2 separate regions of the Mus musculus genome follow, and region 1 is linked to region 2. The links are chromatin loops, found by intact Hi-C in ENCODE. Cell type or tissue: heart. All regions are shown on one strand. Links, peaks and the distances in the headings refer to the core of each region. The heading gives the core; the rest is flanking DNA. Region 1 overlaps Dpysl2 (dihydropyrimidinase-like 2). Region 2 holds the start of Cdca2 (cell division cycle associated 2).

Region 1 (10,530 bases), core at 828-8,827, 860 kb after region 2:
CACAAACACCCATGTATTATGTAATCTACTATTTTTAACAGAGGTGACCCAGCGTCCCCCTGTTGCCAGTTCATATACTTGGTTTGTGATAGGCTACACTGCAGTTATTTGGGATGGAGTACTCAGGCATAGGACATAAATGTGGAATGCAGCTGCAGCCTGTCCTGTTAAGATGTGTATCTGCTTGCTTAGTCAGGAAGGGCCACAGGACACTGAGTTAATTACCAGCACCTCAGACAAATGACTGCCTAATCTTAGAAGGATTTTAGATTTCATTTCTTTATTTGTTTAAAAAAATTTCTTGTAGATTTATTTCATGTATATGAATATGTTGCTTCTGTGTATGTATGTGCACCATGGGTGTGCCTGTTGTGCCCTTGAAAGTCAGAAGAGGGCATTGGATCCTGTGAAACAGGATGGTTGTGAGCCACCTTGTGGGTGTGGGGAATTGAACCTATGTCCTTTGGAAGAGAAGCAAGTGATCTTAATCCTTGAGCCATCTCTCCGGCCCTAAGGTTCAATTCTTGAAGTGGTTCCTAGCACAGATAAGACCACTCTGTGTTGCTTGTGCACTGGGTTCTGAGTTTGGGTATTTTGGGACTCTGGAGGGTTAATTGAACAGTGTACAACAATATCTTCATGCCTTTCCTCTGGGGACAGCTCACAGGCTCTGGAGAGAGAGAGAGCACATCTGCTCAAAGACAAACATCACAGGGAATGACATCTTGTAAATAAGCAGTGTTCATCAAACTCCAGCAGCAAGTGAGCCTGGAGAAGGGCGAGCTGGACAGGCTCTGATTGCTTGGAAGCTCATATCCTGACTTAGGAAGCCAAAATGGATCTTAGTGTTTCCATAGCTAATGCTTTCTCCATGTGTGTTTGTCTGTAACAGTCCCAGCTTTGAGCAATCACAGGCTATGACTTTCTTATTCCTTTGGCATCCCAGTCATAGGAGAGTGTGATGGGTCTGGCTGAAGGACACTGGCTTGGAATGGAACAGCCTGATGATACTATTTTTAGGATAGTTCACTTGTCTGAGAAATTCAGCTCTTCCTTTATTCATTCTTCTTTTTAAAAATTGGTGGAAAGATGTAGTAAAATTAAAAAAAAAAATTTTTTTTTTTAATAGGATGAGGAGATCTTGTCTCAAGGATAAAACTCTACAGCCGGGTGTGGTAGCACACACTTTTCAATCCCACATCTTCGGAGGTATAGGCAGGCTGTTCTCTGAGTTTGAGATTAACTTGGTCTACATAGTGAGTTCTAGGGCAGCCAGGGCTCTGAGAGAGACACTATCTCAGATACAACACAACACACAAAAACCTCACAAACAGAAAGAGCCGCCACAAGCCCCCCTTCCCCCAGTGGGTATGATGAGCGTCCCCAGCACCGCCACCATGGATGTTTGTTTTCTTACCTTTATCTGAGTCCATGAGCACCTGCTTTCCACATTGTAGTTGCTGGAATTACAGTGTTTACTTTTTCCTTTTTTTTTTTTTTTTTGCTTTTGCTCTCTCTCTCTCTATCCACTCTACCACCTCCATTTTTCCCACATTGAAAAGGAAAAATAGGGCAAACAGATGTTGGGAGAGAGAGTCAGCTCTAGAGTGAGTTGTTATTGGAAAACTAGCCGAATGGGGGTTGTCGGGAGATGGCGGAGCGAATGTTATGCAAGTGTTTTGGGGCTTTGTCATTATTCAATCTTAGAGGTTTCTGATAACTTGGCATTGAATGGGGAATTTGCTGCCTCGTGTAAGTTACCGTTGGGTTTAGTCCAGGTGGGCTAGGAACTCACTCTGTAGCCAAGGCTGACCTTGAACTAGATATAATTCTCATGTCAGCCTTTCAAGCGCTGGGATTATATGAGCCCCTGTGCCTAGCTTCCTAGTTCATTCTGCATGAAGGTGAGAATGAGGATGAGGAGTGGGCGGGGGCTCCCATGAAAGATTAGAGTAACAACCCAAAAAGCACTCGTCGTGCAGGGAAGGTATGCTTACAGTTTAATGAAAACAGATTGTCAGATCCAATTTGGTTCCACATTTCCCTGGCACCTCTCTCTCACCAACTCTGCTTTCTTAGGCAAATAGGAGAAAACCTGATTGTACCAGGAGGGGTGAAGACCATCGAAGCCCACTCCAGAATGGTGATTCCCGGAGGGATTGACGTGCATACTCGCTTCCAGATGCCTGACCAGGGAATGACATCCGCTGATGACTTCTTCCAGGGAACCAAGGCGGCCCTGGCCGGGGGAACCACCATGATCAGTAAGACTTGGGCGCCATCAGTTTTAACCTGGATTCAGGGCAGTCTGAAAATGAGCCTGTGACACTAGAATCTTCCCTTGGGTGAACGGAGCAGAGGTTTGATCTACCCAATAAGGAGACCACAGAGAGTGAACTGTCTTTATTTCCTTAGCCTTACTTTCTCCTAAGCTTTGTTCCTGCAGTTGAACGTGATGGTGAGCTTCTACGAAAAGGTAGAGGATGAGAGGAGGCCTAGCTGCTTGATTGTCTTTGACACTTTTGTCCTCCTTGACCTCAAAATGTGTCTGGGTTATGAAAGTATGGCATTTGAAGTCATAAATATTAGATTATAAAACTTATAAGGATTCTTCTCAGAATGAAGATAGAATAGGGAAGAATTTTCTGTTTTTTTTTTTCTTTTGTTTGTTTGTTTTTTCTTTTTCTTTTTTTTTTTCAGACAAGGTCTTAAGTAGCCCAGGCTGGCCTCAATCCCTCTGTATTATACCTGAGGTTTGTTCCTGATCTTCATGTCCCTGCCTCCCAAATGCTGGGGTGATAGGCATATGCCACCACACTCAGACGCAATGGCGTGTTCGACTGAAACCTCTATTCCAATGACAGGGAGGTCCATCAAGGGAGTACTATTCTATTCTGCTCTGGACACTGAATGAGATGGGCTACTGTGCTGGGAACAAGACCCACTGATATGCTTTGTCTGTGAGATAGGAAAGCTGTAGGCACCCACAGTGGTGTGCTTTTATGGCGTCCCTCTCAGGGTTTTGTGTTCTTGATTCAACCAAGTCTAAAGTGTATTCGCCAGACAAGGCAGCTGTGTTCAGAGCTTGCTTGTGAGTGGTTTGAGTCCAGCAAGCCTTTTGACTGGTGGGCTGGGGGAGGTGAAGGAGCTGCACAGTGGCCTAGCAGAGTCCTTTGTTAGAAAGGGACGTTGTCCAAAGACGTCCAAAGAAAGAACTGACGTTGTCAGTTCTCTGTGTCATGGAGGGAAAGTTTAGCGGGGTTGGGACCAACACTGAAAGAGCCCCACAGTTTGTGCTTTTTGAGGCCTGTCTTCCTGGGTGTTTTTTCAGTGATGACTGTGGCTTTGGGGGTCTCATCATTTTCCTGAAACCAGAGGCGTAATGTCCTGTGGCTCCTGCATTTTAAATTAGAACCAGCTCCCTGTTGTTCCTATCATCCTGGTTTTCAGTCTGAAGTGTTGGGGACAGCCCTCTGTTCCCAGACAGATCCTCCAGGGGTGGTTCTTGCCGCTCTGCCTTGGGAGTGACGTTCTTGGGAGAGCCTTTCATGGATAGCCCCATCTTGGCTTGCTGGTCTCTTTGGCTTCTTGGCATCCCACTGACTGAGCGGTCACTTCCTGATCCCTCCCCATTTTTTTTTTCTGAGTGAACCAAAAGAAATCCAGACCACTCTAATATCAGATAGAAAGGCCAAATCAGGGTGGTAACCAGCCTTGAGTTGAAGTGGACACCAAGGAGGCCTGTGCTGTGGCCTCTGTGGATTAGCATTCCACAGACAACATTTTCCCAGGGAGTGGTCGGTTACAATAAGCATTGCCATGCCTCTGTGACAGGAAAGTACCCTTCACTAGGAATCAGGAGTCTAGGGATCTGGTCTCTTCTCAGCATGAACTTGCTGGGCATTAGATCTCATCTGTACAGTAAGTATTTACATAGCTAATACTTTCTTCTCATTCCCACACTTAACAATGCAATATATATATATATACACACACATATACACACACGCACACACACACATATATACATATACACACTCATATATACATATATGCAAATATATTTATATAAATATACTTATTTATATATAAGCTATATATAAATATATATAAACATAATTATGTATCTATTTTCCTGTAGCCACCTGTACTTTGTTCTGCAGGTGCAGAAGGGCTTGTTTCCTCTCAGACTTATTGGGAAGCCAGAGGAGGGCCTGGCATGCATTACCTATCACTTCCTCCTGTCTCTGCCATTGCTCCTTCACTCCTTGCACTTGGTCTGAGCTTCAGCTCCAGTCTGCTGGAACTTGTGCCTTCCCATCCCTCCCCTGCTGCAGGCCATATCCCTTCTTGCTACCCTGACGTCCCTTTGGCCGTCTCACTCCCTTACTCAGTACCTGTGGGCTTCTCATTCCTTCCCTGGGTGGAGGCACCGTCCCTTACGATGATCACTATGGGGAGAGGGCACAACAGCTGGCTCTGTCTTTTGGTATGGCATGTGATAGCGCCAGTTTGGGTTTAAGATGCAGTCCATTTGGCTTAATAGCAAGGGGGCTCGATGAACGAACAGATGAACGAACAACCTCATGGAACAAGGGCCAAGCCTATCTCTCAGCAGTAGAACTTGCATATTTGAGGTCCTGAGTTTGAATCACAGGTTGTAAAACCTGGGTAGAGCCACACCTTATGAAAGGTGGAAAGGGAAAGACAGAGGGTAATCAGGTGATATGGTGTGCTCCGAGCTGTCACACCCAGCCTCTGTCAAATTTTGTAGTTTGTGAAAAAATGCCAGTGACTCATGAAAAACTTCATCATGGTTGCTGATGAGGACAGGATACTCAGCAGCCCACTGCCTTTCCCCTGGAGAGGAGCTGTAATGTGCAGGTGAGAAATCGAGATTATTTCCCCTGTATTCTGCTTGCTGGGTGCACATACATTCTTCTTGGCTTAAGTGTGTGGCCAAAGCTTGCTCTGCAGGGCAGGGGCATAGCTTCAAGGAACTCAGGGCACACTTCTTTAAAGAGCCCCCTAGCTTCCTGGATACACATTGAGCCAGAAGGGAAGGCTTTGGGTGTTTTCAGTTGATGAGCCTCTGGCTGTTGTAGAAACGGCAGCTGGGTGAACTGCTACAAAGACTGCCCACCCCGTCTCCCTCTCCTCCTCTCACCTCCTCTAATCCCTGTCAGCTGCACAGGGGGGTGAATCTTCACCTCTCTCCTTGCTGGCTTTGGTTTTTCTGTCCCTGGAGGCTCTGTTTCCATCTGGCAAGGCTCTACTTGCTGAAGAAGATGCAGCCGAATGTTACAGTGTAAAGAAGGTGACATATCACCAGATTACTAGCAGAACATGTCATTACCATAAAGCCAAGCTCCTCTTGGGCTTTACACAATGGGACCTTTGTGAGGGACCCAGAGGAGGGTGGTAGGGTGCCCTTTGCCCTTTCTGTCCAGGGATGGGTGGGCAGAGACACCAGACATAATCAGCTGGTGGCATCCAGACTGGCCCCACAGTCGTGGTGGTTGGTGGCTGGAGGTGGCTGCTTGTGTGGGTGACTGGAATGCTGCTTTAGAGAAATGGGGATTGGTTCTACGACCCCCACAAGGATACTAAAATTTGAGAGCACGCAAGTCTCTTATGTAAGAATGGCATAGTATTTACATGTCTCCTACACACAACTTCCTGGAGACTTGGAATAACCTCTAAATTATTCCTAATGCCTGATAACAATATAAATGCTGGAGGAAATTGTTGTCCAGCTGTGTTATTTCAGGGTGTGTCCTAGTTTGCTTTCCTGTGGCTGTGATAAACACGATGACCAGAAGCATCTTGTGGAGGAAAGGGTTTAAGTCAACTTATGCTTCCAGGTCACAGTCCATCTTCGAGAGAAGTCAGGACAGCAACTCAAGCAGAAACTCTGGGGGAATACTGCTTACTGCTCCTTCTGCCTCGCGCTTAACTGACTTTCTTATACAGCCCAGGCCTGCCTGCTTAGGGATGGTGCTGCCCACAGTGGGCGGGGCCCTCTCACGTTGATCATTGGCCACAGGCCAATCTGATGGAGGCAATTCTCCAGTTGAGGTTCTGTCTCCCCAGGGGACTCTGTGTTGTCAAGTTTGCAACAAAATAACCAGCACAGGACTTGATGACAAGAAAAGTCCACACATGTTCAGTAAGATGAAATAAAAGGAAAAAAAAATGGACCCGGGATTAGTTGATTTATCAGATTTACTACGTGAATACAGAGCACAGTTGAGCTCTCCGAAGCCCGTGCTGGCTTCTCAGGACAAATCTCCAAGGACAGAAGTTACTGTGCTGACCTAAGTTCAAGGCTTTTCCTGGAGGTGTGGAACCTGGGCACAGTGCACCCCGGTGACTCCTCTGCTGTGTCTCCAGTGCCCAATTCCAGAGCACTGCCTCATGGTTACGCTGGCTTGGTTCCCAGAGTCTCCTTGGATCTTCAGGAGTTCTAGTGCATGTTGCTCTATTTCCACATTTGCTTTCTGTTCCTGTCGTTTGACCCCAGCCCTCTGTGGCTGGAATCTTTCTCTCCAGGCTTTGCTCTTGCTGTCTCTTTTCTCTGAATCCTTCAGTGGTCCCCTCAGAGAACACAACCCAAGTTATCTGCAATGTGGTGCTAACCTGCTACCCAGCCTCCACTCCCATGGTTTTTTTTTTTTTTTTTTTTTTTTTGGTTTTTCGAGACAGGCTTTCTCTGTATAGCCCTGGCTGTCCTGGATCTCCCGCTGTAGACCAGGCTGGCCTGGAACTCAGAAATCCACCTGCCTCTGCATCCCAAGTACTGGGATTAAAGGCAAGCATCACCACTGCCCGGCTCCCATTGACTTCTTGATTGTCCTCTCGTCTGCCTATGAGAATCCTTACTCCCTCTGAGGTTCAGCATCGGTGCCCTCTGCCTGCAGTCTATAACTTCTTTGAATCCTGGCAAAAGATGGGCTTTTATCTCATCCTTTGTGACACTTAGTTTCTTGTGGTGTGTCTTTTGAGACCTTTTGTTTTGTTTTCAAGTTTCCCACCCAACCAGTGTCAGTGCTAAGAGGGATGGATGAGAGCTGGCTGGCTAGCTGGCTGAATAAATAAAAGAAAACTCAAAGGAGCCTTGATTTGAGTGATGCTGTGTGACTGAGCCAGGTGTGTTTCAAAGACACCCGCCTGTCTTGTGCTCACTATGATGACAGAGGCTGCTCTAGCCACACAAACCACCCACCACCAATACCAGTGCCATGCTCAGCTCTGCCAGCAGTTGGGGAGAGCCCAGAGCTCAGGCGTGTAAGCCTGTGGTTGTGGACTAGGCAGGCTCTTTCCCTGACCTGTTCTTGGGTAAGTGCTCATGATGGTCTGCATAGCAAAGAGAGCTTGCTTTCTGAGGACTGTAGCTGTAGGAGAAGTCACATGACCCTAGAGACCCTGCTGGACCCTTTGGGCTTGTCCTAGGCCTCTTGGTGGATGGAGGAAACTTGAGAGGACGTGGCTCAGGAGTGCCACTGTGGTACATCCGTTGCTTGTCATTTGTTCATCCATGTGGCATTCGGGTTTGCTCCCCGCCAGTGGCAAGCCTACGTGTGAACACACAGTGTAAGCTGGCTGTGTCTGTAATAGATACTTTGATTATTCCCTTTGTAGGGCTCATTTGACTCTGGTTAGAAAGTGTTTAGAGAACACCCAACCACATCACACTGAAGTTTCCAAGTCCAGGACTAAAGTTGTCACCACAGAATCTGCCTGTGGTCTGATTTAGAAAAGCCACGCTATCCAATGGACTGTCCGAGTGGGTGCACCCTGCCCACCCCCACCCCCACCCCCCAGCTTCTTATCTCTCCCAAGCCTCACATGGATTAAGTCACACCATTCACCTAAGGACATGAAGGCCTTTTCTAGACCTGCTCAGGTGTCATTGGGTGGCTGGATTGGAAGGTTTTGTCCATGGCTGGGCCAATCACTTGCTATCTGTTGCTGAGGACAATAGGGAGACGTGTCCTGGAGGAGAGCAGAGGTCTTCCCAATGGTCCAGAAATCATGTCTGCAATGGATTCTCTCTTGAAGGAGCCCTGGCTGTCTCTCTTGTATCCTCTTTTTGAGCTGGCAGACATAGCCTTAAGGGTCAATCAATCCGGCTTAGGAAGGGATGGTCTCCATCTCCTGAAACGTCCCCCTCCTCCTGGATCCCAGTCTCTGCTCTGTTCCTGGGGCTTGACACAGACCTGGGAGAGTCTCAGCTCTGAGATGCTTCCAGAACTCCCCAGTTTTCCCCAGAGTTTTCAGACTGTTGGGAACTTTCCATCCGTCCCGTTAGTGAGAGTGAACTCCAGAAGAACAACAGCAGGAGAACAGCACTTCCTCTGGCTTCTGTATTGGTGACTTTTCAGTCACTATAATAAAATACCATGACCAGTGTAACGTACAGGAGGAACGGCTTATTTTGTTTTATGGGCCCAGAGAAATAAGCGTTCATTATAGCGGTGAGGCCTGGCAGCAAGCAAGCATGGTGGCAGGAGAAAGAAACTACTCAGCCATCAGCGCAAAGCAGAGAGCAAATGAAGTGGCCTGAGGATTTTAGAAGGGAGGGAGGGAAGGAGGGAAGGGGGGAGAGAAAGAGAGAAAGAGAGAGAGAGAGAGAGAGAGAGAGAGAGAGAGAGAGAGAGAGAGGGAGAGAGAGAGAAAGAGAGCTGCTCATGCAGGATACACACACACACACACACACACACACACACACAGACAATAAGTGGTACATAATACTTAAAAAACAAAACTGAGTGCCTTGGGGCATGGTGGGCCAGGAGATGTGTTGTTTTCCTCCTGGTTGATAGCTCTGTCCTAAGTCACTCCCTTACGGTTCTTTACCTCTTTGAGCAGCCAGTTTTTTTTTTTGTTTTGTTTTTTGTTTTGTTTTGTTTTGTTTTGTTTTTGTTTTTTCTACTTCTTCCCTTATTTCTTTGGGCTTTGAGGGCTCTGTCTCAGATTTGCTGCCGTTGTTGGGTGAAGCCACTCATTCAGATTCTTTGCCATTAGTCAGCCTCACTGCCGTGGTTAATGATAAAGGGGGATTCTGGGGAGTAGAGATTAGGGTTCTTTCTGGTTAACCCATTTGGGAGGCAGCCCTTTTACAATGTGACTGAATGTTCCCCTAATGATAGAGCGGATGCTGCCTGAAGTGGGGTCGTGGTGGCCCAGGCCTCTCCAGCAAAGAGAATTTTGCAGTGATCTCTGGACAAAATTAAAGAGTCTGACTGCACATTCAGACCCCCTGGGGAGTGGTTTTTTTTTTTTTTTAAATACTGCAGACACAGAATCTTCTGGTGAAGTGGACTGAATGAATATAAGTTCACACAGGTCTCTAGAAGCCAGAGGTTCCCTCTGGGCTCTGTTTCCTGCTCTGCCCTCTTCTCTTTGCAAGAGGAGGGGCTTCACTGCTATGGCCTGGTTGGGGGTGTGGCTTGCATAGCCAGTGCCTCAAGAATCTTGGGAAACAACTGGAAAGGAGCCTCCGGATTCAGTTTGCTGTCCTTGGTGTCTAAAAGGTTTCACTTGGCTCCTTCCCCAGCACTGGTTAGGATAGGGAGTGAGTGGGAAAGTGAGTGGGTGGGAACTGGGATAAGAGGAGCACGTGGCAGAAGTACCTTGGCTGGCTTGGTGACTGCCATCTCCAGCTCCGTGGGCCACCCGTTGTGCTGCGTTTCTGCAGTCTTAGATTGACTGAGTCGTGTTTATGACCTAGTCTCCCTCTAATGATAGGTCAGAGCTGGAGTCCTTGCTTGTGGGGAGCCTGCGTGCAAGGAATCAAATGATCTTGGTAATGACATAGAATCAGGGTACTCCGGGCAACCATTGAGATCTGTCCTAGCTCCGCTCTTGTGGCTAGGAGGAACTCACTGGCCACTTCAGAGGATGAGCTTCATGTGACAGGCAGTATCAGGAGAGCACCAAGAACCAGCTCTGAGCTGGTTTTCCCATGTGCTACTTACTCGACGTTTGGAAGCCACCATCCTAATGTCTTTCCAGGTAGCAATTTTACATCTGTGAGAATGGCTAGGTTGTTCTCTCACGCTTATGTACAGAATAAGTGAGATTTGTGCATTTTTAAAAACATGCTATTTACAAATGGTTGCTGTGATGTTTCTGGTGTGTGTGACTCTCATGTAGTTTATCCATCTTCATCTGTTAGTCTACCCAGTGTCTCTCAGCTATGTATTCTTAGCAATCCACGTCTACCTATTACCTGCCTATATTTATCATCTATCTTTTTTCTGTAATCTATAAGTTGTCTATAATATATATCTGCCACTTATCTTTATCTATCTATCTATCTATCTATCTATCTATCTATCTATCTATCTAACCTAAGTATCTATGTATATATGTATGTATGTATGTATGTATGTATGTATGTATGTATCTGCCATCTGTTGAATCTATTGGGAAATATCTCTCTCTCTCTCTCTCACACACACACACACACACACACACACACACACACACACACACACACACCTACTTACCTACTACCCTGGGCTA
Region 2 (10,530 bases), core at 920-8,919:
TCTGAATATATGATACCAACAACATAGTTCTGACCTAATACCAAGTTAGAAGAAAAGTGATTTCCTGGACTAAGAATGCAAACATCAGTCCAGAACACAGGTATTTCCTTGCCTACTGTGTCTGTAGTATTTGGCATGGAGGTCCACACACACACAGTACTTCTTAAGTGGTAGCTGAATGAATACTGCATACAAAAAGCCTATAATTTGCCCAACTCATTATTGATGGCACCAAAACAAGGTTGCTCAGAACCACACGTTTTATTTAGATGTCTGGATCTTTATTATATATTCTTAATACTAACATTTACAGGGACTATTAAAGAGATTAAAGGAAACTGGAAGGCATATAGAGAAAAGATGAAAGACATAGCTGACCTTTCTGGAGCCAATATCAGCTCCCTCCTCCCCCATAATTCAAGCACATCAAATGTTTTGGGAGTATAATCTTCAAAAGCCCATCAGTAGAATGTTTCTGGGCTTGAGGTCAATCAATTGTATATTTATTTAATTGTAAACTGTGTGCCACCATCAGGAATGGTCTCCTAAATAATATGAGGACTTTTATTTACTCAGACTACAAACTGGCCAGCAAGAATCTTTTAAATATTTATCATTAAATTTAGTGAGATTCTGCTAAATATAAGATTTCCTTTAAACAATGAAGGTTTTCATTCTTTTCCATGGGTGTGTTTGACTGTGTGTAGGCACATGTGTGTGTTCGTGTGCATGAACCTGTGTGCACATTCATGTTGAAGCCCAAGGTTGATTTGAAGAGCCTTCTTCCATTGTTCTGTACCTTATTCACTGAGGCAGTTTCTCCACTCATCCCGGAGTTGCCAACATGGTCAGCATAGAGAGCAGCTTCTTCCTGGGACCCCTCATCTTTGCCTTCAGGGCCTGGGGTTACAGGTGGACTGCTGCATATATCTACCCAATATTTGCTTTTTAGGATCCCAACTCCGCTCCTCACACTTGCGGCCTATGCAGTACTATTAACCCCTGAGTCCTCTCCAGAATCCCAAAGGTTTTTAAAAACTAAGGCGAAGGAAAAAAAAAAAATCCAAGACCTTTGCCTGCATGTACAGGAAAAGACTTTTCATGTCTTGGTCATGGCCTGTCATGACGAGGATGACCTCAGCAGACCACGGGCTAATAGTTCAAAGAACAATATACCCGAAGGAAGAAGCTGATTATAGCAGTTATTAAGCAAAGACTTTTCTTAAAACATGCCATTCGTTGGCTTGTGAGATCCTTTTATTTTTTAACTTTACTGCTGATGCTAGGAAAAGCAGCAGCTTTGCCGCTTTCTCAGGGTTTACTGTGCTTGCATAATTAATACCGGCTTCAATCTGCAGTTTCTTTGAGGTTTTAAAGTCACTTAGCACTTAGTTGATGGCTAATTTAATTAAGACTCCCTGATGTAAACTTCTATACTTACAGGCTTCTTCTATACATTGTATGTCAACGAGAACCAACTGCTAAGTAAGCTGTTGGCTATCGACCTATTTACATCTGGAGACCTCTGTTGTGGAAGAAAACAAGACCAGCTTGACAAGTTCAGTAACTAGAGGCTCCCATGCTTTTCCAGATTAGAAAAGCCAAGTTGTTGTTGTTTTTTAAAATTATTTTGTTTTCAAATTAAAAAAAAAACCAACAACACACACACTCCTCCATAAAGCCCCAAGGGTCATCTTACACCTTCCACGGTATTCTCATTTCATTTAGAAAATATCAGCTCTTTCATCAACATTAAAAGCACGAATCAGTTACACAAATCAAAAGTGCATGTTGGTAACTTGATGTATGGTGATGAAATCTGTGCCTTTCTATATCACAGCCCATAGCCCAAAGGCCACAAAGCCAAGCATTCAAAAAACTTATTCTCCTGACTAGGGCATTAAAAATAGACACCAGGTAAGTAAAGAGACAAGCTAAATGATATATTCTACTTTAGAGACAGGAAACCAAACTATCTCAGAGTAGCACTGCATTTGGGAATATTTTAACGAGCGTCCATGTCATGTTTATGCCAGTCCTGATTAGATATAGGGACTATGCATACACTACATATCCACATACATAAATGCAGGTGGTATGTATTGTGATCTTTTCAAATAAAAGTCATTTTAGTATTATTTCCACCTTCTGAAAGGAGAGGAAACAGCCTTGCAACATGTTCTCTAGCTTAGGACATGGTGGGACATAGTTTTTTTAAAAATATTAAATGTTAATATTCTTCGGCTCAGTCCTATGATCATTGTAATGCATATGTGCCCATACTCATTTGAGAAGTACTTTCCCCAATCTTCGGAGATTCTCAACATTTTTTTACTAAGTAAATAAAATTAACCTGGAAACTCACAGACAAAACCAAAGTTTTTAAAAATTTAAATAATATACCCAGAGCAAGCCACTCAGTTTTACAGTGACAATAGCATACAGTGAACTCAGAAGAGATTTAGAGCAGAGCTGAGCACTTATGAGGAACTCTGATCACTTCGACTTCAGGGAGTCACACAAGAGTCGACACTGGTGAAAAGTGCTTATCAATACGACTGTTAACACTGGGCACACTAAATCTCTCAATAAAAACCGACACAGTCTACTAGCCAACTACAGCGTGGCCCAGGAACAGCTGATGATCAGAAGTGACAGCCTTTTTAGCCTGTATTTCTGAAGCACTGGCTGAGCTTATGTGGCTACTATTTTTGTGTGAATATCCAATCTTTAAGAAAATAAAATCGCAGAGCACAAACCCCACTGTGGATCAGATTTCCAGAATCTGTTTATTCAAAACTGCAGAGTGGTTGAAGGACATCGCTCCCCTACCCCTCATCACCCCCTTCCCCCGCACCACTTTAATGCCCTTGAATAGTTAGTTCTGCTATGTATACGCGGGGCAATCAGAGTATTCTGGTCAATTACAGAGTGGAGCCAATGTACCTTGAACTGAAACTTTAAAAGGGTTCATTACTTTTGAGACTTTAATCAGGCTTAGGTATGTGTGGGGCAGTCATTTAACCACACATTACTAGTCCGCCAGAAACAGCCAACATTTTCCAAAGAATAACTTTCAAGGGTGGGGCAAGAGGCAGCTGCAACATCGGAAAAATATTTAGCACCACGCCCTCCACAGAGGCCTAAATGCAGCTAAGGCTACTGTCAAATCAAGTCATTCCGAAGGTCTGCTGTCACTGTCCTCTAAGGAATCAAAAACAAGGCGGCACAGTAAAACATGTATAAAAGTTTGCACGGTGGCGGGGCAAGGGGCCCGGGGCACCTTGAGAGAGAAGGAAAGTGGTTCAGACCAGGTCCACATTCTGAGGATGTCACTCGACTGTCCCCTGGAGTTTTCTTCTCCCGACCTGGCCAGGGTCACCCGCCTCCATGATCACTGCCTCCTCCCCGGGCAGAGCATTACTCAGCACCGATAAGGACAGGAAGGCGCAGCGGGAAGGTGGGAGGGGACCTCGGCCAGCTGCTCAGGTGACAGTGGCGCCTCGGAGCCCCGCCGGCAGAGCAGCCCCGGGCTGTCGGAGGCTGCGGGGGTCCCCGGGTCGCGCCCCCGCTACCGCTTACCTTGCCGTTGCTCGGGCTGCCGTTCAAGAACAGCGTGACCCGCCGCATCGCGCCGCCCGCGCCGGGTCCTGAGGGAGCCGCCACCCTCGCTCCCGGCCCGCCACCCGCCGCGCTCCGCGCCCGCGAGACCCCTCCCGCCTCCCACCCGGACTCTCCGCCCTTCGCCACCTTCCTGGTCGGCCCCACACTCCTCACGCACGCACCCTCAGTCCCACACCCCGGGGTTGGCCGATCCTCCTTCCCACCCCGCCCCTAGGCTCCTCAGCCTGCTAGCGGCCCTTCCCCCCAACCGCGCCCAGACCGACGCTGAGCTGCGCCAATCAACACGCTGTACCGGCCAGTATTTAGCCAATCAGAGTCCGGCTGGGGGGTGGGCTCAGAGTAACACTAGACGGCGGTGGAAGGAAAGAGAGGCTGAGGGCTGGTTGACGGAATGGAGTATCAGCGAATCAGAGAAGAACCTACTGGGCAAAGGGCCGCTCTAAGCGTTACTGAGCAGGCGCACGTTGGAGTGTAGGAGTGCTCATTTGCATAAAGAGACTGGGTCTAAGGAAGAGGCGGGACGCCGAAGTCCCATAGACCAATCAGCTCCTCGCTAGGCTTTTGCCCCTTCTACTGTACCCACCCACCGAGGTAACGGTTGGTATCGGGATTGGCTAATAGGGTAAACTAGCCATCCGGCGGTTCTGTCTCGATTGGTCTAGTGATTCATTTTCGAAGTTTCCAGCAGCCAATCCAAGGTTTGGGGTGGCATTTGAAGTGTTGCTCCGCGGAACTCACTGGTAGACCCCAGGACACCTTTTTGCTGCAGCTCTGTCTCGCCAGGGTCATTTAGGGCTGGCCGTGTTTTTTCCGGGATCCACGGAGGTCTCCCTGCGCCGTTCGAAAGCACGAGGGTGAGGCCCGGAGGGAGCGGTACCCACGTCACACGTGGTCCACGGCTCGTGGGTATCCCTCCGCGGGGGCGTGGCCGCGGTTTGAATTTGCTGGCGGGCAAGTGAAGCTTGACCGCTTCGGCCGGACGTGGTGTGTCTGGTGTGCAGCGGCCGGCAGGAGGCCAGCCCGGCTCCCTTCCCCGGCCTCTGGTGCTCTCTGAAACGGAGCCTCCGCGACGCTTGTCGTAGTCGTCCGAGGGAACGCGCAGGGTCCTGGGCGGGAGAGGTAGGCCTGCTATCCGGCCGGGGTTCAGGGATGCAAAGCCCTGATAAATCAGTTCGGTCCGCTTTGTTTAGTCAATAGTACCTCCCGCCGTTTCTTTAATCAGAACGCCCCAGCCTGTGGTCCCCTGGTATTGATTGCCTTAGAGTTCTGTCACATTGTTTTTGGCTTATAGTGAGGTTATTTTTCACATTTTTTTCTCTAACTTCCTCATCTTTTAGATGGATGCGAGTTCACACGACAAGCCTCTCTCTGAATCCAAGGAGTGTGTCCTTAATAATTCTGGTATGTGGTGACCTGTTGCCCTCGTTAGATGGAAGATTTGAGTGTTTTGATGTATTAACACCCCCAATGTGCTGTCCGTTTTCAGAAAATGACGTTTTTAGATTGGGAACTGAACCGTTTGTGACTCCTCAGAAGCATGTAGCAGATGCGACTCCTAATCTTTGCACCCCTGATACCTTTAAGTCACCTTTGGACTTCACCACAGTAACCGTAGAGCAGTTGGGAATTACACCTGAAAGCTTTGTTAAGACCTCTTCCGGTAAGAGAAGTTCTTGGATTGCATAGTTTTTTTTTTCAAATTTAACAGTAACTGTAGTAGGCCCCAATTATACATGTCTGTACTGCCTGACACTCCTTCTGTGTGTATTTATGCTGACCCTGCAGACTTGCTTGTTCGGCACAGCTCAGCAAATAGAGCAATGTTTCTGAATCAGTTGTGCTTTGTGTGCACCCTAGAAAACAGTGTGTATGAAAATCAGAGGGCATTGAAAGGTAGTTGAGAACCGGTAAAAGTGACAAGGCCGTGTGCCTCATTCAAAAATCCCAAACAGAAAATTGACCCAGATAATGATTTTCTTTAGCTTCAGGAATGAAATTCCCAATGGAGAAGTAAATCTAGGGCTAGGGTTCTTTTGGGTTGTAGAATAGCAATTATAAAGAAGGATAACGAGACTGGAAGCCAATCACACCGTGAGCTAGGCGAAGCCAGAGTGACACTCATTCTCTACCGCTCAGAATTATCACATAAAAGACTGGGTCCGTTTTCGTGTGCTTAGGTGTGAGCAGAATTCAGGGTGGCGTGCTGAGGGTGAAGAAGTAGCTTATTCCAGAGTAGAAGAATTTTGAAAAAAATAAGAGCAGGGTATAGCTGGGTCTCACCAGCCCTAACCCACATCGGGACTCTGTTCCAAGGGCCACCATGAGTTTTTAGGACTGAAACTATGAATTTATAAATTAGCCACAGTAAGAGATGTGGCCTACTCATCTGTGGACAGGCTCTCAGAAGCACACCCTCTCCGAGATGCCCTCAAGCTAGATGCGTTTAGAATCAAGCTTAACCGTTGCAAACTATTCTCTCTCTACTTAGATCCCTTATGGGCCCTTACAGGAAGCACTTCTAAGCTTAGCTGAATTGCTAGCCTCACTGCTCTTGAGGCCAAAGTAAAATATTTCGAGGGAGTGACTAAGTGTGCAGCATGCCCAGCATAAGTACTGTACTCAGAGGACGATTCATGTCCTGGGCTGGATGTTGTTAGACAGTGGCTGTGCACTGCTTGCAATGGTATGCTTCCAGTTCGTAGATCGCTTTAAACTGTTCCCATGTGATAGTTTCAGAGCTTGGATGGCTACAGTGAGCAAAGCCACAGCATACTGTAGTTTCAACTGTGCATGGTTGTACCTATAAACAAGGAGAGATTCTTAGCTTCAAGCTGTTACCTCTGACTTCTCTGTATCGGGGATATGGGGCACAAGTGAAGACGAAGTAACTGCTTGTGGCCTTCTGTGTGCCAAGTGCTGATCTAGAAACACGAATTGGGGGTCAAGTGGCAGTCAGTCCAGATGTTTCTACATGAACTGCCCTGCCAGTAGTTCTTAGTTCTCTGTGACAAGTGCAGACTCTGTTTTCTCACTTGTGGTGACCCGTCGCCAGCACAAGCCCCAGCTTCTGACCATTGCCATGTTCCGTTCTGACTTGCAGGAAAGTCAACATCTTCCCTTCAGAAGGCCAGGCGCCGCTCCACTGTTGGTGTGCGGGGCTCTCCAGAAACCAATTGCCTGATCCGATTCATTGCCCAGCAGCGAAACCTAAAGAAGGCTGTGCTCTCTCCGTTGGCACGAGAGCCCCACTTCGAGGTATGCTTCCTCTGGCCTGGTGTGCGCGCTCGTGGGTCTTGTGAAGGAAATGGTTTTACTCTGCTCAAGGGTTCTGCTTTCCCCCCCTGGGGGGGACTACTTTCCCTGTCTGGCAGGGACTGCAGGTAACTTGCTTGCTGGGTGTGTGGCTATAATAAGATTTAGCAGGCCTTTACAGAAATGACTTTCCGGAGGGGCTTTCTGTTTTGTAAAATTTTCATAGAATGGGGAAAGCTCCCCTCCCCGGGGTATTTTTCTTCTTGAGGCTTTTCTCTATTTGCAGTGTTTTCATAACTACTGGCTGGGCAGAGGAGAAAAGGAAACAAACGGCTTGTCTTCTGGTGCATTCAGCTCCTGTTTTTCAGATGTTATCAAACTCATGCGTGCCCTAGCAGGCGAAATAGTTAAAGACTTACAGGCCCCACTGCTCAGAGGGAACTATCGGGACACTGGCCTTCTTACTCTAGAGCCATTCACTTGTATTGTTTCCACTTCCTCCTCCTGCTTTGCAATGTGGTCTGTGCAATCTCCTGCTCGGTAATAAAACAAAACCTTGGGGTTTTCTTGAGTCCCTTTTGGAAGGTCAAACTGCTCTTTTAATTTTACTAAATACTAGGCAGGCATTCAGGGAAAATAGTTTTAGTTTCTCAAATGTCTTTGAAGCATTAAAAATGATGAACTTCACTGCTATATCCCATTCCTCAATTATTGTATGGAATGAAGTGAAAAGTCTGCATCAAGCATTTCAGAAGTTTCTAGGAATGTGTGTGATTGAGTTGTGTGGCTGACCTGGCTGCTTTTTCACAGAACATCATTTTCACTTGATGGAGCAACTGATAGAAAAATTGTGCTTTGCCAGGCTTATGAATTACATAGACAGTGAATGTACCACAGAAATTGAACGATGGCTTACCAGTATGGAGGGTTGCATTTTTAAGAGAAAATTAAGATTTTAGAAAACATGTATTGGGGAAGAGGGGGCGGTGTTTCTGTGCTCCCAGGTATCTGCAGGGTGTCTCTACACCCAGTTTAGCCCGTATAGCTCCCAAATAAAAGACACAGACACCTGGTATTTTTATTAACAAGCTGTAAGCCCACACTGAGCAGGCTCTGAAGTTCTAACCTACATCCCAGCTGCAGGCCCTATGTCACTTGCAGTTTGAGTCTAGCCTGCCTTGCTCTGCCCTGTGTGTGTCCTCGAGTTGAACCCTCCTGGTGACCTCACATGGTTTCTCAATGCCTTTTCTCCTCGTGGTCCTTCCTCTCTTCCTGGACCCTCACCTGCCTGAGGCCAACGCTTTCTCTCGGCAGCTCTCCCTTTGGCCCCTGGCTAGGATGGGGGCTCCAGCCTTTTATTAGCCCAGGGTCACTGGGGAGCGTGCTTTACATGTAGGAGCGTGCTTTGATATAGGAGGCTCTTGAGGATTCAGCACAGCGCCTGTGTTCTCCCTGTAACTAGTTCTCAGGACACAGAAACCAGCATCTTTATGCACAGAGCACGAGACCTGCTCCAGCGCGTACCCACAACTGTGCACTCGACAACTTCCTGAGTGATCAGTGGGTATACTGTAAAATACTTTGATATTGCCTAAAATGAGCCACTTTTTAGGAAATGTGAATAGCACGAAAGTGAGTATTTCCCAAATGATCAGTGCCTGTGGTTACAAAACCTAATAGGTAAAAGATGTCCCACATTGCAGTGTAGGCTGATAGATTCATTTTTGTGTATGTGGGTCCGAGTGCAGATGTGCGGATATCGGGTAGCTCCACTTTGTTTTTGAGGTAGACTCTTTACTAAACCTGAGGCTTGCCATCTTGGTTACACAGGCTAGCCAGCAGGTCTCTAGAATATGCTTGTATGACCCCCTTCAGCTCTGGGGTTATAGACATGTGCTGTCATCCCTAGCTTTGCATGTGGGTAGGGTGTCTGAACTCAGGGCCTCGTGCCTGTGTTGCAAGCGCTTTACTCACTGAACCAGCTCCCTATCCCCCGATTTTCTCTATTTGAAGACGTTATTTGAAAAATAAAATGAATGCTTGTGTACCACATGTGTGTAGTGCCAAAAAAAGTCAGGAAAGGGAATCAAAGCACTTGCAACTGGAGTGATAGGGTGTGAGGTCTGTCTGCCATTAAGTGCCAGGCACTTCTGCAAGGGCAGCCAGTACTGCACCATCTCTCTAGCACCCCTGCGTGTCTTAATAACAGATTCTGTTACCGTTTGCTTCTGTGCTGGCTGTCAGCTTCCCACAATGGAAAGTGCAGGAGTGGCCCCCTTTCTGCTCGTGCTTCCCTTTCTCTCCAGCTCCCAGTCGCTTGGTTATATTAGCATCTACTCGGCTGTATTATTATGGCCCTGTGCTATTTTGAGCTGGATTTTCTTTTGCAGTTAGCTTACGCTCTTTTCCTTTGGGGTACTGATCACTGTTCTCCATCTCTGGGTTTGTTACTTTTTGTTGCTCTGGTAAACTACCATGATCAAGGCAGCTTAAGGAAAAGGGGGTTTATTTTAGCTTAGGATTCCAGAGAGTGAGTCCATAATGGGGGAGTCATAGTGGCTAAGTGATCATATTTTTATTCACATATAGAGGACAGAGAAGGCAAACTTGAACCTGGGAAGGCTCTAAGCTCTCAAAGCTGCTTCAACTCCTGTCCTTCACAGCAGGGTTGCACCTCCTAAAAGTTCCTAAGTTCTCCAAACTGTGCCACCAGCTGGGGACCAAGTTCAAATACCTAAGCCAGTGGGAAACGTTTCTCATTCAAATCACCACATTGCTTTTCAATGCCCCATCTCTGCCAGACTACATCTACCTGTCTGCTTGGAGTCATCCCATTTCCCTCCTTGCCATCCTTTCCTTTTGTGGGGATACCCAAGACAAAGTTGAAGATCGTTTGGGCTTGTTTGGAACCCAGCCCTCCTGCCTCAAACTCACAGTTGCTGTGATGACAGGCATATGCCACCATGCCCAGTTCCCTGCCATTCTCTTGCTCTTGCCAGCCACTATATCCTTGCTTGGCCTTCCAGTGGCTTTGGCTGTGTTTGGTAGCATTGAGAGAGACACTTTCTCATTTGGATCACAGGATTGCACAGTGGTCCAGATTTCTTCTTGTGTCACTGGTTATTTCGGTTTCGTTCACTGATTCCTCCCAGTTTTTCCCCTCAGAAGTGCTGGTGTGCCAAGATGTCTCCTGCTCTTTGCTTTGAGGACCATCTATGTGCTGATGATTCTAAAATGTCTGCAGCCCAGAGGTCCCTAGAGCTCCAGCCCTAGACAGCCGCTGCCTGTGTACTGAGTGAAGTGTTTCAAGCATACTCTAGCTCATACTCTAGTTATCGCTCTTTTTGCTGTCACAAAACACATGGGAGAAACTGCTTAAGAATTGAGGTTTTTTTCTGGTTCCCAGTTTTAGAGTACAATCCATCCTAATCGTAATGGCATGGTGGAGGTCACTTGAGGTCACATTGTATCCACAGTCAGGGAACAAGAGAGTGTGGACCCTAGTGCTCCACTCTTTTTCTCTTGTACAGTCTGGGTCCCTGCCCACAACCTGGTATACCCCACATTCAAGCTAAGCCTTCCCTCTACTGTCAGACTACCCTCCTAGGCATGCTCAGAAGTTTGCCTCCTCCGTGGTTCCTATCCTAACAAGTT

The links. Peaks named below come from ENCODE experiments on the same cell type or tissue, not always from the same donor. Only the 100,000 strongest peaks of a DNase experiment are listed, where the experiment ranks them.
Region 1: it touches region 2 in a loop (3-fold over the local background); 7 of 42 quality-filtered maps call a loop at or near these places.

The regions. Positions count from the first base shown.
Region 1 is chr14:66,854,207-66,864,736 of GRCm38, reverse strand. It overlaps Dpysl2 (dihydropyrimidinase-like 2), which reads left to right. Exons shown (of 14, transcript NM_001378767.1): 3 at 2,080-2,264. Among named protein-coding and RNA genes, the nearest start is that of Gm5464, 9.4 kb to the left of the region's middle. In heart, for the core only: a CTCF peak has its summit at 5,016; DNase peaks (open chromatin) are centred at 6,036, 6,416 and 8,266.
Region 2 is chr14:67,709,437-67,719,966 of GRCm38, reverse strand. It overlaps Cdca2 (cell division cycle associated 2), which reads left to right and starts at 4,357. Exons shown (of 15, transcript NM_001110162.1): 1 at 4,357-4,743; 2 at 4,962-5,025; 3 at 5,111-5,284; 4 at 6,725-6,879. The coding sequence starts at 4,962. It overlaps Kctd9 (potassium channel tetramerisation domain containing 9), which reads right to left and starts at 3,869. Exons shown (of 12, transcript NM_001111028.1): 1 at 3,583-3,869. The coding sequence starts at 3,630. In heart, for the core only: a CTCF peak has its summit at 4,624; a DNase peak (open chromatin) is centred at 4,056; H3K4me3 peaks cover 5,225 bases; H3K27ac peaks cover 4,503 bases.